2 separate regions of the Mus musculus genome follow, and region 2 is linked to region 1. The links are chromatin contacts, found by Hi-C or POLR2A ChIA-PET in ENCODE. All regions are on one chromosome and are shown on one strand. The core of a region is the stretch at or near the end of the contact, and the rest is flanking DNA. Distances in the headings are between cores, read along the strand shown.

Region 1 (4,385 bases), core at 1,304-3,803:
TAGTTTCAGAGGCTCTAATGCCCTCTTCTGACCTCTGACGGTGCCTACATGCCTATGGGTCACATATATATGTATATATACATACAGGTACACAAACAGACCCATAAAATAAATATTTTTAGAAATCAAGACTGCTTATAGATATAGCAAATATTATTTCAGTCTTTAATACTTTTTAAAGTGATACTTACCCTGTGTTTGATCAATGACGAAAAGGAACATTGTGGTGGTTTGAATATGATTGGCCCAGGGAGTGTCACTCTTAGGAGGTGTGGTCTTGTTGGAGTAGGTGTGGCCTTGTTGGAGGAAGTGTGTTTTTGTAGGTGTGGCCTTTAAGACCCTTGTCATAGCTGGTTAGAAGCCAGTCTTCTCCTGTCTACCTTTAGAAGAACATGTAAAACACTCAGCTCCTCCAGGCCCTTGCCTGCCTAGACACTGCCATGTTCCTGCCTTGATGATAATGGACTGAACCTCTGAACCTGTAAGCCAGCCGCAGTTAGGTGCTCTTTATAAGAGTTGTCTTGGTCATAGTGTCTGTTCACAACAGTAAACCCCTATCCAAGACAAACATTGTTCTATAAAATATCACTGGTTATCCTAAAACTATATAGTGAACAGAATAGTATGAAGGAAACTAACACTGAGCTATTATTCTGGACTTCTCTGTGTTTTACTTGTTGGGGCTCATTTTGTAAATATTTGGATAAGCCAGATATGATGGCACACACCTGTGAGTGCTGTGACTTGAGAAAACTTGGAGGGTGATTTGAGAGAATCATTTGAGCTCACAAGTCTGAGATCAACCTGGATAACACAGCAAAACTTTGTCTTGAAAGAAAAAAAATGTATGCAACACACCAGGATAAGTGAACAAGACCCCTGAGTCTCAGGTCCCCAGTCCTTTGGGGCACTGAAATCACTGTGTTAGTATGTTAAATACAGATTTCAACGTCCAATTTTGGATTCACAGTGTAATAATTTTGGAAGTTAGTGATCCTGTGAACATGATGAACATGCCTAGGGTCCACCAGATATTCTGTAAGAAATATGGAAAGGACCAACCCCACAAGGTGACACAGTACAAGAAGGACAAGGATTCTTTGTAAGCAGCGTTATGACAGGAAACAAAGTGACTATGGTGGACAAACTAAGCCTATTTTCCGCAAAAAGGCTTCTACAAAGAAGATTGTGCTGAGACTGGAGTGCATTGAGCCCAACTGCAGATCTAAGAGGATGCTGGCTATTAAGAGATGTGAGCATTTTGAATTGTGAGGCGACAAGAAGAGAAAGGGCCAAGTGATCCAGTTCTAAGCTGATTTTGTTATGAATAAAATCTTGACCTTTCACTCCCTCTGATTGCAGTTGGTCTTTCTGGGAGGGAAAAAATGAAAAGCTTTCAGAAATTAAAAAACAAAAATATATATTGAATCCTTTCTAAGATTTTTACTTCATTGATCTGGTATACTGGGCAAAGTTGCTTTGTTATTGTTTTTTGGTTTTGTTTGTTTTAATTCCTAGGCAGATCTAAAGCCTAGCCAAGATTATGAGCTATTGAATCAAAGGATCATTAATTTTAAAAAATCCTTATTATTCTGTGTGAGCAGGGACATGCATGCTACAGCATAGTTTGTTAAGTCAGTTCCTACATCATTAAATGAGCTCTGGGCTACAACTCAGGCTGTCCCGTTTACAAGCACCCTTACTCCATGAATCATCTTGCTGGCCTCTTTTTTCTTTTTTCTTTTTTTAAAGCAGGGTGTCTGTGCTGCCCAACACTTGGGTTCAAGTGATCAACTTCAGCCCGGGTTGTGGGCTCTATAAGAGCTTGCCACGTGCCAGTTTACAGAGAATGCTTGCAAACCAGTAAGACTCATTTAGCTTGCACCTCTGAGCATAAGTATGGGGAGTTCTTATTGTGTTGCTCTTAATGTAACACTGAAAGAGAAATTGAAAGTGAAAACACACCATCTCCCCTTAAATCTAGTAATTTTTAAAAGCTTTGGTATACACAAATACTTAACCTATTTGTATCTCAAGCAATGAGTTATTTGTGTTAAAGAGAGCATATTACACATGGGAGCCTGTATGGTGTAGTGTATGGAATTGGACCTTTGGGTATACAGTATATGGCTGTAAAGTTTTCCCATGTTCTAGGTATTATTTCGCTTAGGGATGAGATTGCTGAGTGCATTTAAAATTTGGATAAATTTAGAGTGAGTCCGATTATCGTTCTTTGAAAAAAGAAAAGAGAAAGAAAATGATGCACCTACTCATATCCCACAAGAGCTAGAAAAATTCCACAAACAGGACAGCAGCCTGATGGAGGGACGGGAGGGGAGCCAGTACTTCCTAGCACGTGACCCCTGCCCCGCCTCCTCACAAACTCGCGTCGCGCAGGCGCAGGACGCAGGGGCTGCGGGAGCTGGGTGTTGAGGGCGGGGCGAGGACCCCAGCACAGTAAGTTAGGTTCTCGCGGTGCGGGAATTGGGTGAGGGGAGCGGGGCGGAGATTTCTGGCACGCTGCTGCTTCCGGTCGGACACCGCCCGGGCCTGCACTTCCTGCGTCCGCTGGCAGCGGTTCCGAGTCCTCGGGTGTCTGAGCAGGGAGCGTTTGGACCCTCGTGGACTGGCATTGGCAAGAGCCTCAGTGAACTGTTCGCCTTGACAGTTGGGCCACAGCCGGGACCTGCAGCCATTTAAATAGGCTTTTCCGCACTTGTGCCATAAACTATGAAAGCGAATCCTTCTGACGTCCCACGCACCCCAAATATTCTCCTGGGATGGCCGTCGGGACGACTGCTGGTTGCCGTGCTGTCCCTAGCGCCGCTCAATCTAGCAGCTGCGGCCTGTCTTCTTAGCAAATAAAACTGGTTTGAGAACTGCTAAAGCCATGGGGGTGGCTACCAGCCTTGCTGCGCTTCCTGCGGTTGCACCCAGCTGTATAGAGTAGAGGTGCCTTAACGTGGTTGTCCTCTGCACACCCTATGATACAGGCCTCTTAGGAAGCAGTCCGGGATTCAGACGCTGGTGAAACGCCTTGTCATCTTTAATACCAGACATTGGCAGTAATTCGCTCAGCTGCACGGCTTCATTAAATTGGGCAAGTGTTTTACTTTAGATATTTGTGAAGACAATCTTGTACATTAGCATTCCTACATAAACATTCAGAACCATCTTTTCCGATACATGTGTGCACTGCGAATATAAAACTCTCTATACGTTTTTGCCGAACGGTTTTTGTGACTTTCAAGATGATTTTCTTTCAGGCCACATGTTTTTTGTTTTTTGTTTCTTTTCTTTTATAAATCGCTGGCTGCTAGTGACACGAAAGTTACACCAAGCAACATATGAGCTTACAGATATTTAATTTTGTGAGGAGTAATGAACATTTACACGCAAAGTGTCCAAGCGGTAGTGAAATGTAGCTAGTCAAATGTATTTATTATCATCAAACTGCTACTGACTAAAGCATTTCCCTTCCCTGAGCCTAAAAGCCAGGGTGTCACCCTGGAGATAAGCACTGTGATAATTTGTGGGCCAGGTCCCCACTCTAAGAGTCCCTGAGTCATTGCTCAAGAGGAGTGACACATGAGTGTGAGTACCTTTAATTTCATGTCTTTTGTCTTCAGTGACTTTATACTTGAATGAATTATCTACATTAGAAAGGTGTTTAAAACTGTCGGGGCCATCCACTTATCTAAAACAAATAGTTTTATATGGAATTCTCACTTTAAGAAATCTAATTTTAGGGATCTACGAACAACAAAACAGTTTTTATTTTTAAAGACAATGGTAGAACAGAACATTTTTTATTTTTATTTTTTTTTGTCAAAAACTGTATTAAAAATTATGTTCTCCAGCACTATAGCACTTTAAAAACAGTGATTTTGGAGGGAGAGCCAAGGCATTATTTTTTTCCTAGTAGGAAGACTACAGCAGCAGGATTCATAACTCAACGTGACGTTCATTAGCTTCCCTGGAAAGTATCAGTGCTGCTTCTCCTTCTCCTTCTTGTTCTTCAAGAGATTTCTTTTTTATTAGATATTTTCTTTATTTAAATTTCAAATGTTATCCCCTTTCGTGGTTTACCTTCTGAAAACCCCCTCCCACTGTTCACCAACCCACCTACTCTTGCTTCCCAGCCCCGGCATTCCCCTACACTGGGGCATCGAGCCTGCACAGGACTAAGGGCCTCTCCTCCCATTGATGTTCAACAAGGCCGTCCTCTGTTACTTATGCTGCTGGAGCCATGGGTTCCTCCATGTGTACTCTTTGGTTGGTGGTTTAGTCCCTGGGAGCTCTGGAGATACTGGTTGGTTCATATTGTTGTTTCTCCTATGGGGCTGCAAACCCCTTCAGCTCCTTGGGTCCTTTCTCTAGCTCCT
Region 2 (4,701 bases), core at 106-2,605, 38 kb before region 1:
ACTGGACATATATTGACTGATTGATATCTGCCATGTATCAGGACCAATATGAGGATCTGGATAGATAATGAAAAACGACACATGTCTCCAGCCAAAATGATAGACCTTAGGAAAATGAGATTTCTACAGCAACCAGCAGGGTGGTACGAATCCTACCAAGTCCCCCTAATTCATGCATCTGTAGGTTGCAAACATTCCCACAGCTTGGGAAGCAACAGACACCCATTCCTCCCTGGCCCAAGACCAGGAAGTACAAGAAATTTTACTTTCACCATGATTAATTTGATGGATGCACAAACTGATGCTTCCAACGGGAAAAGTGAATTGTTTGTGAAATGAGGCTAAAAGTGGCAGCATTAAATCTAAACCATTTCCTGTGAACTGGATTTCTTTTTTAAAAATTGGCTGCTGTATGGTTTTCTTAGTCACCTTTTCTCTGGGCTTATTGGAGGCGTAGTCCCTCCCAGCAACCTCCCATCTGCTGGAAAACAGAATCAGGAGACAGAGAAGCCCGCGTGACACATCCATCACTAGAAGAAAATACTAGGAAGGACTCAATCCATGAACCACCATTTGTATAAAAATCTGGTAGTACTGTCTTCAGACTGACAAAATGAGTTTTGCATCACTGAGAGGAGAGAGCGGCTGCCATCCCCTGATGCTAGTAAAGAGAGTACTGGAAAGCATCTGCAGACCTCTCTGTTCCTAATTGCCAGGCAAAGGGAGGGCCCATAGTTCTCTCCGGATTAAAGTCCTAGCACTGCAGGCAGAGGAAGGTATACCCCTATCAAAGGCTCACCTAATGACTCTGCTCAAAAAGCTATTACTACTATTTAGGACTGGTTGTAGTTCTGTGGTAGACTGCTGGCCCAGCAGGGTCGGAAGTGGAGAAATAGAGGAACCCTGCTTGGTTTCTTGTGTCCTTGTATTTCTCAAGCTAGCGCAGACGTATGGCATTACAAAAAAAAAAATTCTTTTCTTTTTTTTTTTATCAAAAGTAGCATTTGTAATTTTTCCTGTTAGCAATCACACAATTAATTGTTGGGGGTGGGGATACTATCTCAGCCGAGGAACTATCTATCTCATAATTGATTCTGAGTTAACATTAGTTAGCCTTTGCAGTGGTCACATGCACAACTTTCTTTCTGGCTATATGTCACAGGGCAAGATTTCCAGAGCCTAGAGGTCCACGGATGCCACTGAGGGAGGCGGCTGTGTGGATTAGAAAGATGCTCTGCTGGGATGGGGGGGGGGGCAGTGGGGAGGGGGAGGAAGCGAAAAGCGGAGAAGGTGGAGAATAGGGATCATGTGTGTTCCTCGAATATACAACCCACATTTGAGTGACAAATACCAAGAACAACCTATACAAACAACTAAGCGCAAATCCACGCGTATCCATCTCACCCTGGGTGTGTGTGCTTTTTCAACTAACTTTGGGAAATCGCCGAGACCCAGCGGTGTGGCCCGCGCCACCTCTCATAGACTTTGGCCTTTTAAGCGGTATCTCTCTTTCCTCCGGATTAAGGATGGAAGATCCTTTCAGCCTCGCAATTCTGAATCCCGCATCCAACCTTTCTGTACCCACTCAGCCAAGCTGGAGTCTCAACCTGACTTCTGAGCAAGGAGCCTCTGTCCCAGGACCGCATTCGCCTCCACGCGGGCCACCCAGCCACCGGATCCATCTGGTCTTCTTGGGGATCATCCTGGTGGCCGCGGTAGCTGGCAACACCACTGTGCTCTGCCGCCTGTGCGGCGGTAGCAGCGGACCCTGGCCGGGTCCCAAGCGTCGCAAGATGGACTTCCTGCTTGTGCAGCTAGCAGCGGCTGACCTGTACGCAAGTGGAGGAACAGCATTGTCGCAGCTGGCTTGGGAGCTGCTGGGCGACCCGAGACCGGCTCTGGGCGACTTGGCTTGTCGCCTTTCCCATCTGCTGCAGGCATCGGGGCGGGGCGCCTCCGCCCACCTGGTGGCGCTCATTGCCTTGGAGCGCCAGCTCGCGGTGCGCATTCCTCAGGGCCCTCAGTTGCCAGCACGTGCCCTGGCTGCCCTGAGCTGGCTGCTGGCTCTGCTACTGGCGCTGCCTCCGACCTTCGTGGTGCGCTGGGATGCTCCTCCATCTTCAACCGCCAATGCCTGGCCAGGGAAGCATTGCTGCAGGGGCATCTTCGCGCCCCTGCCGCGCTGGCACCTGCAGGTCTACGCGCTCTATGAAGCTATCGTGGGCTTCGCGGCGCCGGTCGCTCTCTTAGGCTTCTCTTGCGGCCACCTGCTGTGTGTCTGGTGGCAGCGTGGGTCTCAGGCTCCGGTGGCTAGGATGCCCTGGTCGCCCAGTATGGCCAGAGCCTCCTTGCCCAGCGCGTTGCCCCAAGCCAAGGTGCAAAGCTTGAAAATGAGCCTGGCGCTGGCACTGCTCTTCGTGGGCTGCGACCTGCCCTACTTCGCCGCTCGCTTGGCAGCCGCCTGGTCATCGAAGCCCGCGGGTGACTGGGAGAGAGAGAGCCTGGTGGCGGCGATGCGCGTCCTAGAGGTGGCCAACAGCGCCATCAACCCTTTGATCTACCTTTTCTTCCAGGCGGGCGACTGCCGTCTCTGGCGGAGGCTGCGGAGGCGCCTAGGAGTTCTGTGCTGCGTGCGGGAGGAAGAAGCCGATATCAGCGAATGGGCTGGGGACCACCAGGCACTCCACCGCCATCGCTGGCCCCACCCTCATTATCACCATGCCCGGCGGGAGGAGCGGAACCAGGGCTGCCTGCGCCCACCCCCGCCACGCCCCAGACCGCCGCCCTGCTCCTGTGAAAGTGCCTTCTAGGAACTGCTGAACGGACAGGTCCTTGGCCACTGTAGCACAGCCTTCAGACAACGGAGGGTGTAAGTGATCTGCCTAAGTCACCAAGAGTGGAACTGTCTGCAGGAACTACTGAAGCGGCCCGCATCCTGTATGCGACAGTTATTTCCTTCTAGTAAGGGCATGATTTTCACTTCCCGTTAGTTTTCTTCCCTCTGGTTCCTCTCATAACGCCCATTTTGAGGAGACCAAACTCTTGGAAAGTTGTAAAACAAACAAACAAACAAAAAAAAAAACCAAAACAAAAAACTGAGTTCCAGAGTCAATGTTTTTGCGATTCTCTTTTATACTCCCACTACGTTCTAGATTAGACAATTCATTTTAACTAAATTGACAAATTTTCATTCGTTGCTATTATGTTTGTAGTGATTTTGAATTGTGCTTAAATCAAGTGCATCTTTGGGGAGTAGCAAATTTGATGTTCCTTCCGAGAGGAAAATCCCCATAATGCTCTTCCTGGGGAGATCTGGAGTGCTGTTAGCAGCACTGTAGGAAAGTGATCATGCTGTCACGTTAGCGACAGAGCATTTGAAAAATAAAAGCATTTCCCACGTAGCAGCTACAACATTTCTTTAAAACGTAGTAATGTGCTTTCTGGGAGGAAAATAGGTGTGGCTTTTATTTCCAACTTTCACATCAATAAAAACTGAGAATACAGGAGGAGCACATACGCTTCTTTTAGTCCTTTCCAAGCATGCCTGTATTCTGTTAGACATAGAGCTATTGTGCCCAGACCAGCTTCTAAGTTTGTCCACATTAAGCTCCTAAAGGCAAAGTCTTGAGGGAAAGTGTCAATTCGATGTGGCAGGATGGTACTTACTGTTCAAGTGCTCTGAGATCTGCAGGAGAAAGCTCTGTGTAGGTAGAGAACTGTTTAAAAACAAACCTAAACAGGTGAAGTAGAGGCCCTGCCAGTGATCCCAGCACCCAGGCAGGAGCATTGTCTTGAATTTGAGGCCAACATCGACTAAGTAGTGAGTTTTGGAATAGTCTGGACTACATAGACTCTTTGTCTTAAACAAACAAAAAAAATGTCTAGCTTATTCATGTGAGTCAGAGAGGATTAAATCAGGGAACAGTTGATGCATGACCTCTTCCTCTTCACTGTTCTTGCTTCTAAGGGAAGTCGTAGGATTTCTGAGCACCATACAATGTCCTGCACCTGAGAACTCACATCTTTCACAAAACTTGAGTTCTTGTCCATAAGTAAATGTGCCACTAAGAGGCAGAGGGGAAGGGACTGGCTAAAGGTTGTTTACACAAGTCATAATCTGTGAGGATTGTGTTTTGTTCGTGGATAATTATATACTTCTACAACATGTGAAACATAGGAGCCACTCAGTGCAGATTTGTTGCATAATTTAGCAAAACTTGATATAGGTAGGTTACATAAAAGATAAGCTAAAGGAAATCTCCATTCCTCCAGAATACTATTTCTTAGCAGATATACCAGTTAAGCCCATGGTAAGTCCTAGTAGAAGGGACCCAGGTCTGTCCTCCTTTGTACTAGTTGGATATTTGGAGCCTGGAGGTTGGCATCATCTTCCCTGGAGAGGCTAGCTTATCTAGCTGTGAGCTGCCAAGAAATGGCAGGTGCAGAACAGCAGCTACTCAAGGTACTTTTATCCCACTTGCTCAACCCAGCAATAATCCCAAGGTGTTCTTCTATGAGAACCTAGTATGGGTTTCACCTAACAAGAATGTGTCCTTGCGCCAGCTTTCCATGGATTCAACATCATTTCCCCTACTCTCTTGCCCCTGGAAAGAACCTTGCTATAACAGAAAGAAGTCTGTCCAAGGAAGGTCTGGAATTCACTAATGCTCAGAAAACTCTCTAAGCACCTTCTGGGTGAGC

The links. A loop is a pair of places that touch in the nucleus more often than their neighbours do. ChIA-PET counts read pairs that join two places held with the same protein, here RNA polymerase II (POLR2A).
Region 2: a map of left cerebral cortex shows a loop between it and region 1 (6-fold over the local background). The contact joins the promoter of Gpr150 here to the promoter of Rfesd in region 1. A Hi-C loop is called at or near these places in 4 of 37 maps with a recorded cell type or tissue (T-helper 17 cell, heart and left cerebral cortex). POLR2A ChIA-PET finds 5 or more read pairs at or near these places in 3 of 5 experiments (Patski and embryonic stem cell).

What each region holds. Positions count from the first base shown.
Region 1 is chr13:76,016,730-76,021,114 of GRCm38, reverse strand. It overlaps Rfesd (Rieske (Fe-S) domain containing), which reads left to right and starts at 2,553. Exons shown (of 4, transcript NM_178916.5): 1 at 2,553-3,594. It also overlaps the pseudogene Gm4165.
Region 2 is chr13:76,053,650-76,058,350 of GRCm38, reverse strand. It overlaps Gpr150 (G protein-coupled receptor 150), which reads left to right and starts at 1,355. Exons shown (of 1, transcript NM_175495.2): 1 at 1,355-3,500. The coding sequence starts at 1,527. The coding sequence ends at 2,810.